Linked DNA regions of Mus musculus: region 1 is linked to region 2. A link is a loop called in an ENCODE intact Hi-C map of the cell type or tissue named here. Cell type or tissue: left cerebral cortex. All regions are shown on one strand.

What was found. Hi-C counts contacts between places; a loop is a spot of excess contacts. Peaks named below come from ENCODE experiments on the same cell type or tissue, not always from the same donor. Only the 100,000 strongest peaks of a DNase experiment are listed, where the experiment ranks them.
Region 1: it touches region 2 in a loop (2.8-fold over the local background); 3 of 42 quality-filtered maps call a loop at or near these places.

The regions. Positions count from the first base shown.
Region 1 is chr16:6,521,959-6,529,958 of GRCm38, forward strand. It overlaps a transcript of Rbfox1 not described here. Among named protein-coding and RNA genes, the nearest start is that of Gm36824, 420 kb to the left of the region's middle. In left cerebral cortex, no CTCF peak of the experiment used is centred here; DNase peaks (open chromatin) are centred at 3,788 and 4,100; H3K27ac peaks cover 2,702 bases.
Region 2 is chr16:6,732,280-6,740,279 of GRCm38, forward strand. It overlaps a transcript of Rbfox1 not described here. Among named protein-coding and RNA genes, the nearest start is that of Rbfox1, 330 kb to the right of the region's middle. In left cerebral cortex, no CTCF peak of the experiment used is centred here; DNase peaks (open chromatin) are centred at 584, 3,450 and 4,492.

The sequences.
Region 1 (8,000 bases), 210 kb before region 2:
CTTAACAATTGCCAACCTTTAAAACTAATGATACCCCTAGGGGTAGAAACTTGACATAGGTATTCTCTATATGCCTATGTGTACTTCTGTGAGAGAGGGGGAGGGGGAGGGGGGGGAAATAGGCCAAAGGTTAAGGTATCTTTTTGGCTTGGACCTTGCTACATAAGTGAACCTAGTGCATCTTTTTATTTTATTTTATTTTATTTTATTTTATTTTATTTTATTTTATTTTATTTTATTTTATTTTTAAAGAACAGGGATAATCAAACTTAGGTCTTTATGCATGTCTGTACACCAAGCAGTTTACTGAATTTCCAGTCCACATGAGCAGGCTATTGATGTTCCAGATGACCTCTTTACCAGCCTACTACCTGCAAACTTAGGCTGGTTGACCATCATTTTAGCTGGTGCTCAAAAAGCTTTGTGGATGCAAGATGCTTATTAAGGCTCCACAGGGGGCAAAACTATATGAGGAGTAAGGGACAGGGTCAGGGTCAGGGTCAGGGAGATTTGGACCATGATATAACAAAGCCTGGTTTAACATGATATAGCAGAGTTCCAGAGAGGATATTCTATCATAAATTTCTCATCTGTGTGCTTATGGTTGGCACTTGGAAGCCCATTCCTCATGGTTGTAAGATAAAAGCCACATGGTAACAGTATGAAATCAACCAATGATGCTTTCTCCAGCAGTAGCTGATAGATGCTGAAGGTGCTGATGGCTGTGGCTGCCTGATGACCTAATACCCTACATCTGGGAAGCAAGTCCAGCCTTGAAGGTGTCTCTGGGTTCTGAAGCTCTCTGCTTACCACCCCACTGTCCATCCACAAGCAGAAAGATAGCCTAGCTCAGACAGTTTTTCAAAAGATTGCTCTGAAGACAAACAAATAAACTTTATTCTACAGTCTTTATTCTCAGTACCTAGGAAGAGGAATTGCAACCTAATCCGTTATTAAAGACACCTCAGAATATATTGTTCCATTTATTTTTGATTTTATTATTTAACTTTTGGAATCCCTCAACAACTTTAAAAATGTTGTTTTTATTGTGACAAAACATAGAGGACATAAAATTGACCACTTTGACCATTTTTAGTGACTTTATGTGCTTTAGAATTACATGGTCCTCTCCACCATACTCCTCCAGAACTTTTTGCCCATACTACACTGACTGCCCATCCCTTTCTGACCTGACAAGCTCTGACAACCACTGTTTGGCTTTTGATCTCTACCCTCAAGAATTCCTATAGGTGGAATTGGATATTTCGATCCTTATGTATCTGGCTTATTTCTCTTAGCATAACATCCTTGAGACTCTTCTATGGGATATCATGTAGGAGTATTGATTTCATTTAGTATGTTTTTTTGTGCATGTGACTGTGCACATGTATGCAGTCTTACTCATCTATGCATGTGCAAAGAGTCCAGAGGTAGACATTAAGTAGCTTCCTCGGTTGTTCTCCATCCTATTTTTTTTTTTTTGAGACAGATTCTCTCTTTTAACAAAGAACTAGTCACAATGAGCTCCAGGCATCCTCCTTCCCCCATGAGCAGTGCTAGCATTCTAGGTGTGCATCATTATATCCAGTTTCCACCTAGAATCTAGATTCTGAACTTGGGTCTTCATGCTTGAGCAGCTAACATTTTACTCACTGCATCCTCTCCCAGCCTCTATTTCCTTTTGAAAGATATTTGTTTATTTGTGTGCTTCTGTATCTCCCCCTTTCTTTGATTCTCTCTCTTTCTCTCTTCTCTCTCTCTCTCTCTCTCTCTCTCTCTCTCTCTCTCACACACACACACACACACACAAACACACACACACACACACACACACACACGTTTTTGCATGTACCTCTGTGCCGGTGCCATCAGAAATAAGAAAAGGCCATCACAATCCTAGGATATGGTATCACAGACAGTCATGACTCACTTAGCATAGGGCTAGAAACTGAACTCCATGCCTCCTGAAGAGCAGAAAGTGCTCTTAACTATTTAGCCATCTCTCCAGCTTTTGTTATTTCCCTTTTAAGGTTAAAAGCTTCCATTTTCTAGGTAGATCACGTATATTTATCAGATTGCCTATTGATGAACATTTGAGGTTTTCTACCTTGTAGGGCTATTATGTAAAGTAGTGGTGTGAGCCTCCATGTGTAAGCTGGCCCCAGTTTAACCCTGTCTTATGGAGGAAGAAACACAGCTTAGGCTGATCCAGAGGTACCTGGGTCACTGATCATTCAACTCAAAGCTCCAGCCCAAGGCAAAGAGGACTTTTCAAGTCTCAGTTGTCCATCTTTGATTCAGGTCTTGTCTGAATATCTGTGTCTTCTGACTTCTTCCTCACTGCCTAGGTGGAGCCTTCCTCCTTTCTGACTCAGATTGAGAGATGCTTCAGTGGCAGGCATCCCCACCTTTGGCTCAGCCCTGTGAAAAATCCACAGGGAATGTGGCCAAGGAGAGGTTTGAGGGAAAAGTGTCCAACAGGCATAAGATTTATTCTGGCCTCTAGCACAATGCGTTCTAAGTGAAGCTTTAGCCTAAGAGAAAGAAAGGATTCTTCTGCTGGTACGTTTGTATTATCTACTTCATTGGGGTTCTTTTGTCTACGTCCTTTCCAACCCTTCTCCAACATAATCCTTTCCAATCCTCTAACACTGGGTAGAAGAGAAAGGTTAGAGGGGAAAGGGGGCAAAGACATCTATAGGCTTTTTCCTGTTGAATAGGGATATAGTTCCTTGCAGCAAGTCTAATCTTCAATGTCAGGATATCCAGCAGTTCAGAAAATAGTAATAACAAACACAACAGCAAGATGAGCTAGCAGCAGCAACAGCAGCAGCAGCAACAGCAGCAGCAGCAGCAGCAGCAGCAGCAGCAGCAGCAGCAGCAGCAGCAACAGAGGGAGCAGCAGCAGCAGCAGCAGCAACAAGGGGAGTAGCATCCATCACCTGCCCTCTCCAGTTTCTCCCATTCATACCCTCTCAAGAGTTCTCACAGTTAAACTATCTGCAGCTGACAAAATCACCTCCCTTCTAGAGTATGAGACACCTTATATTTAGCTGCTGTGTTCAGTCTGAGGCAGCCCCATATCCTCCACCTGGGATTTAAATAAAAACATTCATATAGCATAACCATTTTTTTCAGAACCAAAATTCTCACTATAGTCTTCTTCTTAAATACTTTAGGAGGATGGGGGGATAATGGAGGATGATGGGGGAAGAAAACAGAAGTCCTTGACATTACCAAATTAAGTTGGATTGTCCCATGGCCTCTGCAGTTTGAAGTGAGATCAGGTATATGGAAAGTTCAAAGAGCATTCCTGAGTAATGGGTTGCATGAAAAGTTTCTAGGAGCAATGGATGAGGTCTGTATGTGACATGTGAGAAGTGGAATTGGAAAGGGTGTCTATGATAAAGGTGGAAGGGAGGCTAGGTTCTTCTTTCACTGGCAGCTGTCTCTGTCTTGGTTACTCTGAAGACCACTCTCCAGAGACATATGTTCCATGCCTAGTGTCCGGATAAAACATGAGGTCAGCACAAGTTTCACAGCTGAGAAGCAACAGACCCAAGGAAAGAATGTACATAGCCCCCGTCCTTTACAACTATCTCATTCTGTTCCAAGAGCTGAAACAAAATCCCAGAGCTTTCTGAAGGGCCAGCATCCCAGCAGGGAGATATTCTTCTATCTTCCCTGGTTAGCCAGAGTAGATGCAGAGTCACTGTCCTGAGCTGGCTGCTTACATTTCTGCCCACACATTAGATCTATACTTGGATCTGCCTCCTTCACAGGAGCAGCTTAGCAGCAAACCCAGAGGTCTTTGAAGCCTTCTCAGGTTTAATGTTGAACACCTCTCTCCAGTACACAGCTTTTGGAGGCAGATAGGTTAGACCCTGTGTAATATGTCCATGTTCCCTGCCACCTAGCTGGAGCAAGAAGAGAAGGAGGAGGAGAAAGAGAATATGCCTGCCTAGTGCCTGTATTCATCCCAAACCCATATATTATTTTGGAACAGTTAGTATTGCAGAAATATGTGAAGAGATAAATTACTGCCTCTGCCATCTGGTCTCGGAGAACCTTCCTGAGAATGGCAACTCCATTTATTTTCGCTGAGTTCCTTTCTCAACTTCTTTGTTCCTGTCATTGCCCCCCTTTCTGGCAGCATCATTGAGTTTGTTTTGATTTCAGTTTCTTGCTCCTTTAGCTGTTTTGGTGTTTCAGATTTAAAAAAGCAAGATCTGTTCCCACACACCCAAGTTGGGCCAAATTCTTTACTTGGCCTGGTACTACCTGGATAATTTTAACTTTCATCTGTAGCTTTGGAGTGGTGTGTGGATTTTGTTTTGTTTTGTTTTGTTTTGTTTGAATCTTCCAACAAGATGCACAAAGCTGCTTGACATTAGGTAATGAGGAGGTACCTGGTTGTCCTCAGAGATCTCGGCAGTGCCTTCGTGGCAAGTGTTCCTTTTAGATGGACATAGGGCATGGATCCCAGGCATTGCAGGGATGTTTCAAAGTACATGTAAATGAACAAATGGGTGGGTTCTGATCCAGTGAATGTGACTACAAAGAGGTTACTCAAAACACATTGGACAGAGATTTCCAACTGTTAGGATGAGTGGCAAGAGAGAGGCAAGGGAAAGAGGCTAGAAAAGCCCTCATGGTTATGGCATAGGGGTGGACAGTAACCCAGAGTTGAACACAGACCATGATATGTAAATATGAAGTTATGTGTAGTCAAACAGGCATCTGTAGGATTACCATATACCTACATCTCCTTGGCTTCTCAGCTGGGAAGATCTCCATGCAATAATTCTCTCATGTGATGAAAATTCTAAGCTCCCAGATCTTTGCTTCATTTTTCAATCTCTCTCTCCCTCTCCATTTGTGTGTGGGGGTTTCTGTGTGTGTGTTTGTGCATATGTGTGTTCATGTGTATGAGCCGGGACTTCTCATCGTTCTTATTAATTAGCTGCATTTTAGATTAGCTCACAGAATACTGGGGCTTGTTACAGCATTTTCCTATGTAGGCATAGTTATGCTTTGCTCTCCTTTGCTCCTGTCCTGCCCTGCCCCAGATCTCTCCTCCAGCAACATTTCCCCTTCCCTGCTTCCACTCTAGTCAAATGCTCTCCATCACCCTCTCCATTTCCTACCTTCTTTCTGAGCCCTTCCTCCTTTCTCATGATCCCCATCTCAGTGCTATATTCTACACCCCCAACCCCCCACACATAAATGTACACTTTACCCCCCCCCCCGACCCCTGTGACCCTGACCTAAAAGTCTTCTCACTGGACTTAGAGCCCAGGCCACAGTAGCTCTCTCTGGTCCCTACAGCCCCAGCTTTGAAGATGACACAATTTGAAATGAGGAGAGGGAGAAATAAATCATGTTGACGAGGAGAAAATCAAGCCCTTGCAACTCAATTATTAATGTGCAGAAGTGTTATGCAATGAAGAAGCCCAATTAACAGGTGTCTCTCGGGGAATAATCAAGGCTTAATTTGGCATGGTAATTGGTAACCTCCCCATCCAGCTTTGAAAGAGGGGACCCCTCAGGACAGCCTGATGGCTGGCAATGAGGCCATATCACTTACTTTGCAGCCCTGTTAATTGTGTCTCTCCTCTCTGCACAGGGACACAACAGATTTACCTGTTTTCCAGAGGCAAGGATACCCTTGTCTAATAGAGTTGTAGAGTTGTGATTGTTTTCTGGTCTGGCCAACTTTGGCCTTTGAAAGCATAATACTGACATACGTTTGAGATTTCTTTAATTGGCTGAGTTGTTCTGATGGCTACAGCTGTGTCTCTCTCCTTCCCCTCACCCCCTTTTTAAATAGAGTGAATGGCAGAGCTCCAGTCTTAGAAGACATATGGCCAGGGTTGACATCAGAAACAACAGGACTTGTCCTGCTATGTTATCTGTAGTACTAGGTGACTGGAGTCACCTGATGCACGTATCTTTCTCCTTCATGTGTCCTGGGGCACTCGTCTTTGTCACAATAAAATGCTAGATATATCTGCAACCAGATAATCACAGGAAACTAAAAGAGAGAAAAAAATAATAATAAACAATAGGAAAATAACCCAAGTGTGTGTGTGTGTGTGTTTTTTTTTACTCAGAAACAGAAAAATAAAGAACAAAGAAAAATATGACTTCTTACTATGTTTCAGATGAAAGGAGACTACTGTTGGTAGATATTTTTGGTGTCTCTGTGACCCTATACACAATAACACACTCTCACAGAGAGAGAGAGATACACACACATAGATACACACATGAGGGAAGAGATAGAGAGAAAGAGAGAGAGTGCTTTCCCCAGCTATAGTTATTAATCATCATAGAATCTCGAATGGCAAAATTGGGATTGCATCATTGTTCTGTGTTGCTAACTTGTCCCATGATGTTGGAAACATATTCCAAACTATGTCTACACCAATTTTGCCTCAATTGACTTTTTCCAAATTTGGGAACCTCAGATGTGTCAAAGAGGCAGTAAGCATTTTTCCTCATTCTGATAACACCTAGTGAACACACACACATCAAAGTCTTTGTTAAATGCTTAAATAATATTTAAGGGAGCTGAGGGGATGGCTTAGTGGGTAAAGCACCAACCACATAAATGTTGGCACCCATGTCAAGATAGGCACAGCATCACCCATCTGCAATCCTAAACCTGGGAGACCAAGACAGGTGATGGGTGCCAGAGGCTCACTGGTTATCCATTCTAGTCCAATTGCCTCCTACAAAATAATGTAGTTTGAGATGGATTTCTCTGTATCCTGCAGCTAGAGTGTATGATGATGTCAGCAATAAGGCCTTATCATCTACTTAGGGTGGGCAAACAACAACAATGACAACAATCTGTATTGTTTGGTTGATCCCTGTGTCCTCCTTGGTCAAAACCTGGTAGGCATCCAATGCCTGGCAAAGAAAAATCTATTGAACAGGCCACATCTTCTAGAAGCAGCATTGTCCACTCATTCATGGTAACTCCATCTAATTTTTCTTTAAAGAAAACTTATACTTCCATTTTGTTATTGTGAGGGAATTGCTTAGTGACTATATGGTTAAATTTCACATATACAGCTCCCTCTCATATATAGAAGACATTATCCATAGCAGATGTTCTCGTCCTCTGGCTCAATCTTTCCACCTCTTATTCCACCATGTCTCACAAGCCTCAGGTATCATATTGGATTATAGATGTATGCCATAGGGAAAGGAAGCTCACGGGCAGTTGTTCTCTGCATTTTGATTAGTTGTGAAATTCTACAGTGGTCTTGGGCTACTTCAAGATAAGGGCAGAAAGCTACACTTGTCTGAGTATAAAAATAGTTATCTCCCAAGGTTGCACTCTTGGGTAAAGAGTTACAGGCGAGCAGTAAGTGATGGCTGTCAAGATGGAGAATCAGTTTTCTCTAGGAATAAGTCTCCTGATAGGTTATCCAGTCCCAAGTGGCCAACCTTGAACTTATATATGTACAGTGGCAGTAAATAGACTCAGCAGGGTATACACACACACACATACACACACACACACATATATATATAATGAATTTGAAGTGGACTTGATAAGACATGATAGGAGTTTTAGGTTGGAAAGATTATGTATTATATAGATATAGTACATATACAAACTTCTAAAAAATCAATGGAAAAATTATGTTTCAAAATTGTCTTACTGATGGGTAGGATTCCATTAGGTTTTTCAAACATCTTCAGTTTTGCTTAACCTACCTAAGACCCATCCTCTCAAACCTTTAATCCCTACTATTCTTCCATATTAACAGCTCTACTGTTCCCTCTAATTCTAAGCAAAAGCAATATTGCAAATATTAGAAGATACAAAACATTGACCTCAGGTATCCACCTGAGCGTGCACACACACACACACACACACACACACACACACACACACACACATATGCACCCAGATGCATACAAACATAGGCTAGAGGGCCTCTCCACACTCACACATGCATGCATATACACATACAGGAACATGC
Region 2 (8,000 bases):
TCATAAGAATGGATTTGTTTATGAATCCCATCTCACATGACACATTAGGTCCTAAAGAGAGACTGAATGGTACTGTGACAGTGATTCAGAAACACTATATCCAGTGTGCTAGGCTTGATATATGAGTTATGTATGGTCACTAACCCTAAAGGTGAAAGGCTGAGGAAAGTGTACTTGCAGCCAAATTAGGGCTGAAAGAATCAAGATGAAGCCAATTACACAGCCAGCATCTCCTAGGAGATGAAGACTGAGGAAATGACAATAAAGGACAAACACAGTCTTATAGAATAAGGTGATAACGGTCTTATAAAAACCTGGATATAGGAAGAGATGCAAGAATGGGGCATATGGGGTAAAGTAATGAATTCCCATGCAGGCGTCTTTTCTGGACACAGACTCTTTACAGTTGTATCGGGTATCATGACCAGTTTAAATATCCTTGAGAGACTGATTTATAACCAAACTGGGAGGGAGGGTTAAAAAGGGAAGGCTAGCTGAATTATCTTCAAGTCACTCTCAGGGAAGATCTCTGAGTGGGCTGCAAGAAGGGCTGGCCTTGGAAGGTTCCACGTGGTACTCACCATCTGTGTTGTGCCAAATACAAGGTCTGGTGACTGTCATGATTCACGTTAGAGACTCAACATTATTGTCAGCTTTGTAAGATGTTTCATGATGGAATGAAGCAAACTGGATTCCCTGAAGATACTCTAATATTGCTTCTACTAAAAAAATTGGAGGTGCAATCTTTTATCTTGTCTCACTGCTCTAAATGAGACAATACCCTAACAACACAACCCAATTAAAACTAAGGGAGGAAGGGTTCACTGCAGCTCATGAGTAGGAGGAGAGTCTATCGTGCTTGTAGGAGCTTGAAGCAACTGCTCACATTGTTATCGCCTTCAGGAAGCAGAGAGCAATGGATGGTCACACTCAGCTCATGTTCCGCTTTCCTACCAAGTCCATGGAGTGCTGCTGTCCATACCTTCTCACAGAGATTCACTTAATCTAGATAATCTCTCCCAGGAATATCCAGAGGTTTGTCTCCCAGACGATTCTAGATCTGGCCGAGTTGTAAATCAAAATTACCCATCATACCTCTTGATGCTGGAAGTTATTCATATCTAGTGATTTGTCTGATGAACTGAGCAGGCACATCTACTTGAGCAGGTGTGCATGTAAATTACAGTGGAGGCCAGTGTTGCTATCTCCAAAGAGACCACGGCCAAGTGTGCTCACTGTGCTTAGAAGGTTGCACAGCCATCTCAAGGGGCTGATTCCGTATAAAAGAAGAGTCATTTTGTCCTCAGGTGAGATGTCTCTGAAGGACATTTTAATCTGCTGAGTCAGCATTCAGGTAAGGTCTAGGTTATAGGAAAATCACATCCTTGCTGAGCTATGGCCTTGGAGCACCCTACATTGACCACAACTTTATAAGTAACAGTAGGTAGCTTAGACCACAGTAGGAGCATCAAGTGGCAGTTTCTGGCTTATTTTGAAGAATATATAGCAAATGACTTTATAAAGTGACTAGAGTTTCTCGATCTCAGGTTAAGGGTGAACCACTCTCTGGTTTTCTTAAATTCTGGCTGTACATCACAGCTCTTTAATACAGAGATCCATGATCTAATAGCTAAAGACATGGTGTCTAGTGAAACTTTTGTAGGTTTAGATGAGCCCCTTATATCATAATTCCCTTGTATAGGCTGCATTCAAATTAGAAAAGAACCCATGACCTGAGTCGTCCGACCATGTTCTGCCAGAATCCAATTAGTACCTTGAATTGATTGGTGATGTCTGATTCCTTGGCGGGCAGAAATTTGCAGCTCTCAGCTATTCTGTCCGTGAATGAAGGCCAGCTGTGAAGTGGCAGATTGCTCTGCCGAGGACTCTTAGCCCTCCAGGGTAGAAAGAGTCATGACCTTCAGCAGGACTCATTCTTATCTGAACATTCTGCATCCAATGTTCTGATGCATTATTCAGGCCTTGTGAAGACCTAACTGAGCCCATCTGGCTACCCAGAGCTCATATGCTGAGATCACATGGAGATGCGATGCAGAAATAGAGATGAGAACGTGAGCAAAAATGGACTGTGGCCTCACTCTATCCAGAGAAGTACATAGGAAGTAAAGCTCTGGCTCGGCCACTTAATTGACACATGTCCTTGGGTGAGTCATGTCACCTCTCTTAGCCTGTCATTATGGGGAGAAGAGCTTACACATGGGTATTTTTCCTGGAATAGGCACGTAATATAAGCAGTGAAGGCTGAGCACTTGCTGACCTATCTGAACCGTGCATTCCCTTGTAGATGATCTTAAGGGAATGTCTACTGAAGGCTGCCAGATACTCTGTTTTTAAAAGAAAATATAGATTTTTTATTATTTTAATATAGCTCTTAATAATTATTTGAGAATTTCATGTACAAATACAATATATTTTGTTCATTTTTCATTCTTCACACCTCGCTAACTCCTTCCATCCCTACTTTCTCCTGCCAAGTCTATTTCCTCTTTACATAGCGTAACTTGTACTGCTCATATATGTATGTGTACAGGGCCATCCACTGGAGGATGGCCAACCTCCCATGATCACACACTTAAAGAAAACTGACTCCTCCTCTAGCAGTCATTGGCTACAATAGGCCCTTAGTGAAGGCTAAGGTGTCACCTGCCCTTTACTCCTTCATGTTGAAATGTTAACTAGCTTTGTTTTATGCAGTCAATAATGTCTACTAGTTCCTGACTGCATCAGTTCTTAAATGTCCAGGAAATACTGTTTCTCCTTGTTCTTCCCCAAGTTTTGGCTCTTAAATTTTTTTCATTTTTTTTCTGTAAAGTTCCTTGAGTCTTGAAGGGAGGGATTATTTTACAAAGGTTCCATTTGTGGCTAAGCACTCCACAGACCCTCATTTTCTGCCTTTAGACTGTCTGTGAATTCTGCATTAACCACTGTCTGCTGCACAAAGAAGCTACTCTGATATGGACTGAGAGCTGTGCTAGTTTTATTTTTAAGACAGAAAGACTCCCACTGAGTCATACTTTTGAAAAAATGCTGCTATGGCTATACTATGCAGACCTTTGACTCTTGGCCATCTGTTCACAGATTTGCTGTCCACCTTAGAATACAATATGGTTCTCAACTCTGCCCTTAGGAAAAATTCACTATTTGGAGGTGGCACAGCTGGATTCACGGGGGCCTTTAGTCTGAGGTTTCTAGTGGAGTATCTATTGCCCATAGTTGCATACCCCTTTATAGCAGCTGACCATGGATGATTCTAGATAGGGGATATTGAGGTGGAGTAATTTGAGATTAGAGGTCAACAAATATTTCTCAGCAAAGGACAAGATACAATAAACGTTTTAGAACTTGGGATCCTTATAGTATATACAACATCTTCTCAGCTGTAGTGAAAACAGGAATAGTTTTGGACAGTAGCATATGGGCATGGCTGCCTTCCAATAAAACTTTATTTGCAAGAGCATCCAGTCAGCCAGACCTGACCATCTGGTTTTATTCTGACCCTGAATAGAGTATCTGTGCTTTGAGGAAGTGTGTTCTATGTATGTTCTGAGCCCTCTTATAGAAATACCTCTTGTCCATACTGCTAACTGGCCTGGTAATGGATTTTTCTGTTAGGGTCTTTACTTCTTCCAACCTCCTAATTATCCTTCCATATTTGCAATCTGTATGCAGAACCCACTCTCCATAAACATCAAGATGCACTATGTGAATTTGGGGTTTGGAGTCTATATTAGTTGCTTTTCTGTTTTCATAATAAAATAACCAAAAGCAACTAAAGGAAACAATTATCCTTGCCTATGAGTCCAGAGGAATAGAGCTGATCATTCCAGAGAGGGAAGGGTGTGGTGGCAGGGACAGAGAACAATGGTACAGTGGCAGTGACAGGGATCTGACTGGTCCCATTTCCTCCTGTACACCGGAAGCACCAGGAGAACAGAAAGTGAGACAAAGTTATAGATCCTCAGAACTCGCCCCCGGGATGTACCGCACCCACCATGGCCAATCTGCTAAAGGTTCCAGAACTTCTCCAAACACAGTGCTGCCGACAGAGAAGCAAATGTTTAAACACAAGAACCTATGAGGGACACTTTCCACTCAAACAACCACAGAGCCCTTTCAGTCTGTGTTTGAGTGCCAGTCCTAAGTCTTCCTCCCTCTATTTCTATGAGCAAGTGATTTTATTTGCCCCACTCCTTCCTGATCTCTCTGAAAGATTCAAGGCTCTTTTGACTTTGTTCATTTTCCTCCTCTGATTTGAAGCAAGGTCTCTCTTTCAGGCATGTTGACATTATCAAGACCTGGATATTGGCTTGGAACCTGCAACCTATACTCTGCTTGGTTCATGAGAGAAAGCACAGATGGATATGCAGAGCTTCTGCCTTCAACTGGTCATGTTTCAGTCTGCTGGGAACATATGTTTTCAGAAAAGATGTAGGAAAACACTTAAGGCAGGAGGGGCTGGAAGCTGAGAGAACTCTTCTTGGAACATCAACTGGTCTACGTTCTGTTTCTTTTTGCAGCCAACCTTCTGTGGAATGAAAGCTGTTCCTGGCGCCAAGTAGAACTAGATTTGATTTCTGTACTGCTGTAGTCTCTTTAAAGATGAATTGAGGATGGGACACATGGTAGTGCATACTGCAAACTTTCTAGTTCCTTCTCTGTGATTTTACTCCTGCTCCAGCATCCCTCTACCTGGTACGATGTGGACTGAGCTCTGTCCCTTCACAGCCCTCTTTTCTCTGTGTGGGTAGCACTTTCCTTTATTACACATCCTGTCCTGTACAGAAGCACATTTCTCTTGGGCTTACAGATTCCTGTGCAGTATTGTGGTTGTATCCTGTTGCATCCCAGTTATTTGTTTGGACGACTGCCCCAGACTTCAGATCCCCCTCCGCTACCCTCCACACTATCCCCTGATTACAACAAGGATGATGACTCCGCAGTTTGTATTCCCAGTGCCTGGCATAGAGTAGACATCTGATAAATGTTTGATGACTTAAATTAGATTGAGGCTGAACAAATTGAGAGTGCATTTGGCCATTATTCCCCAGGCTTAGAAATGCTATGTGAGCAAGGAAACTCACTGCTAGAGTATTAAAATGATAGAGTGGCCTTCCAGGTGTCAGGTGTTTTACATAGAAATTGTGAGGTGAGTCTCAAAGATGAAAGGCAGGGTTTGGGAGGGAGAAGCTGAGTTGACTAAGAAGGAAGGGATATTTTAGAAAAAATGACCCTGGAAGCTACTACTGAGTAAAAGAAATATGCAAAAAGCCACCACACCAGTCAGGTGATGGTGGATTTATTACCTGTCTCTTATTTTTTTTTCCAGTTTAAAGCATTGATAAAGGCCATGAGAATGCACAGGGCATGGCAGAGTTGCTCGTCATCCTGGGGAGTCAGAGTCAGCTCAGCTCCCTATGAACTGAAGATGGAGCTAAGCTAATGATTACTCTGTGGTGATCCAGATAACTAGTGCTGCCCGGTAACCATCCCCAATATGTCTTTAATAAGAACTTATTGAGTCAGCCCAATGGCTTGGTCATTTTGCTGTTTGTTTGTTTGTTTGTTTGTAGGCATGGGTGTATACATACACAGGGGAGTAGAGACACACATGTGTGAACATGCATGCAGACTTTAGAGGATAGTGACTCTAGACTCCTATTCTTTGAGAAGACTTTGAGACAAGGTCTCTCATTTGTCTCAAGCTCATAGCCAGCCCTGGGAGTCCATCTGTCTTCACCTTCCCAGCAATAAGTGTTGTAGAAATTATTTAATCTTGACCCAGGGTTTCTTTTCCACCTTTGACCATTTAGTTCCCAGATAAAAATTACACACAACCTTTATATTTATGGTAAGTCTTAAACAGCACAAGAGCTGGGCAGATACCTAACCTTTATGCTATTAGAATCTACTTTCCTATCAATAAACCAAATTATTTCTTACTACTTACTTTGCTTCATCTGGGCTGCTCTTACCTCCAACTGGCCAGCCTTCAGGGCCATGTTTCTATGGCTCACCTAACCCTTGGAATCTCCTGCTTTTGTGCCTTCTCCTTTCCTCATGGTTCTCCCCTAACCCCAAGCTCAGAAAACTTAAACCACACCCATGACTCTTCTGAGTAGCTATTGCTGTCAGCATCTCTCACAGGTCTATATACAGACTCCAGGTATTGGGGTCCTGTACTTAGCATTACAATAGACAGCAAGACCAAACCTCAACACGTAGGATTATAGGTGTTTTCAGTCATACCTGGATACTTTTTATATCAATTTTAGGGATTTCACTCAGGTCCTCATGTTTATAAGGCAAGCACTTTTTCTACTCACCACTTCCTCAGACCTCAGATTTGTGGTTCTTAATCAGAACTATCCTATAATTATATAGAGGGCGGAGCCTGGTGGTTTTAAAGACTTCCTCACTCATACCTGAACATGTAGGCCAACCATCTACCTTAAATATGAATGCCAAGGATTACATGGCCTAGATATCAAAGCCTCCTTTGTTCTAGGGGAAGGGCAATCAACTCCACCACTTGATGGGAGAGCAGCAACATAAGAAAATATATACGGGAGGGAAAGATTACCATGCATGATCACGAAATAAAAGGACAGTCATCCATTCTTTCTGGGAGCAGGTGCTTTTGCCCTCATTTCCCAGGTGTACTCTGGAGAGGGACTCATGCCTCAGTCAAGTGGACGATTCTCATAGAGAAAACTTTGCTACCGTTTTTAAGGAGTGAGAGCAGAAGATACCTCTTCACTTTTATAGATTTCTACTTCTAAAATAGAAACCCAAAAGGAAGCTCTTTTGATCCCCAAAGGTGCTCACTGATCATTTTCTGAAAAGTGTGTGTGTGTGTGTGTGTGTGTGTGTGTGTGTGTGTGTGTGCGCGTGTGTGTGTGAAAGAGAGACAGACAGACAGACAGACAGAGACAAACAGTGGCAGAGACAGAGAGAGACGGAAAGACAGAGAAACAGAGAGTGTATGCATGGAATTTAAAAAATGAAAGACAAGAAAGACAAAATTTAAAACTGCTTGCTGTATTGGTAGAGCAGTTCAGTTATATCTACTGGAAGTTAAGCTACAGGGTCCTCACCTAGCCTGAAACTCTATCCCAAGGAGCAGTTTCCAAGTTGCAAGTGGAAAAATTAAGCCCCATGTTTTTAAGCATTTTGCAAGTTCTTGTTCTGTGTAAAGGCAAGATGACTGCATGTTTCTTTTAGTTGGAGTAGGGGGAGAGCATGATTATAGTGTTCTTTTGTATTTTGCTAAGATGTCTATGGATCCATGCTTTCAGATTTGTTGCCCATTGAAATCTTTCCCCAAGTAAAGCTTAATTTCAGTTCAAGTAAATAGGTGATAAATAAGGATAAGCTTTGACCCAGAGCATCTAGGGATACTCTTGTGGACAGTATAAGAACTACTAACATAGATCACACCCAGTTCTATATACACACACGCATGTCTATCCAATACCTTCACATAAATAAAATTATGCTGGTTACTGTTATAGAATTACTTTGAGCATTAAAATTTCAGACAAGTGCAAGTAATGCTCACAAGAGACCAGAACCCTGGTGGACAGATGAGTCAGCTATGCTCCGATTGGCAGCTAAAGGTAGGGGGTTGTTCGTTTGTTTTCTTCCTTAATCATGACCTCCTTGTTTTGGCTCCATGCTTGCTGTTCCAACAAATACCCAATATAAAGAGTTTAAATGACTTGTTTTAGATCACACTTTCAGAAGCTTCAGCCAATGGTCACTTGACTTCATGGTTCTGAACCTAAGGTGAGTCATGTCATTGTTGTGCCAGGTGGGTCAAAGAAGAGCTGCTCACATATTGCTATCCAGGAAGCAGGGGGATGCAGAGAGTCAGACACCAGATTTACTTTTCAAAGGCATGCTCCAGGGACCTGCCTCTTCCAAACAGGCCTGACTGCCTAGCTGCCCATTCATCTAGGAATTGATCAAGGTAACCCTTG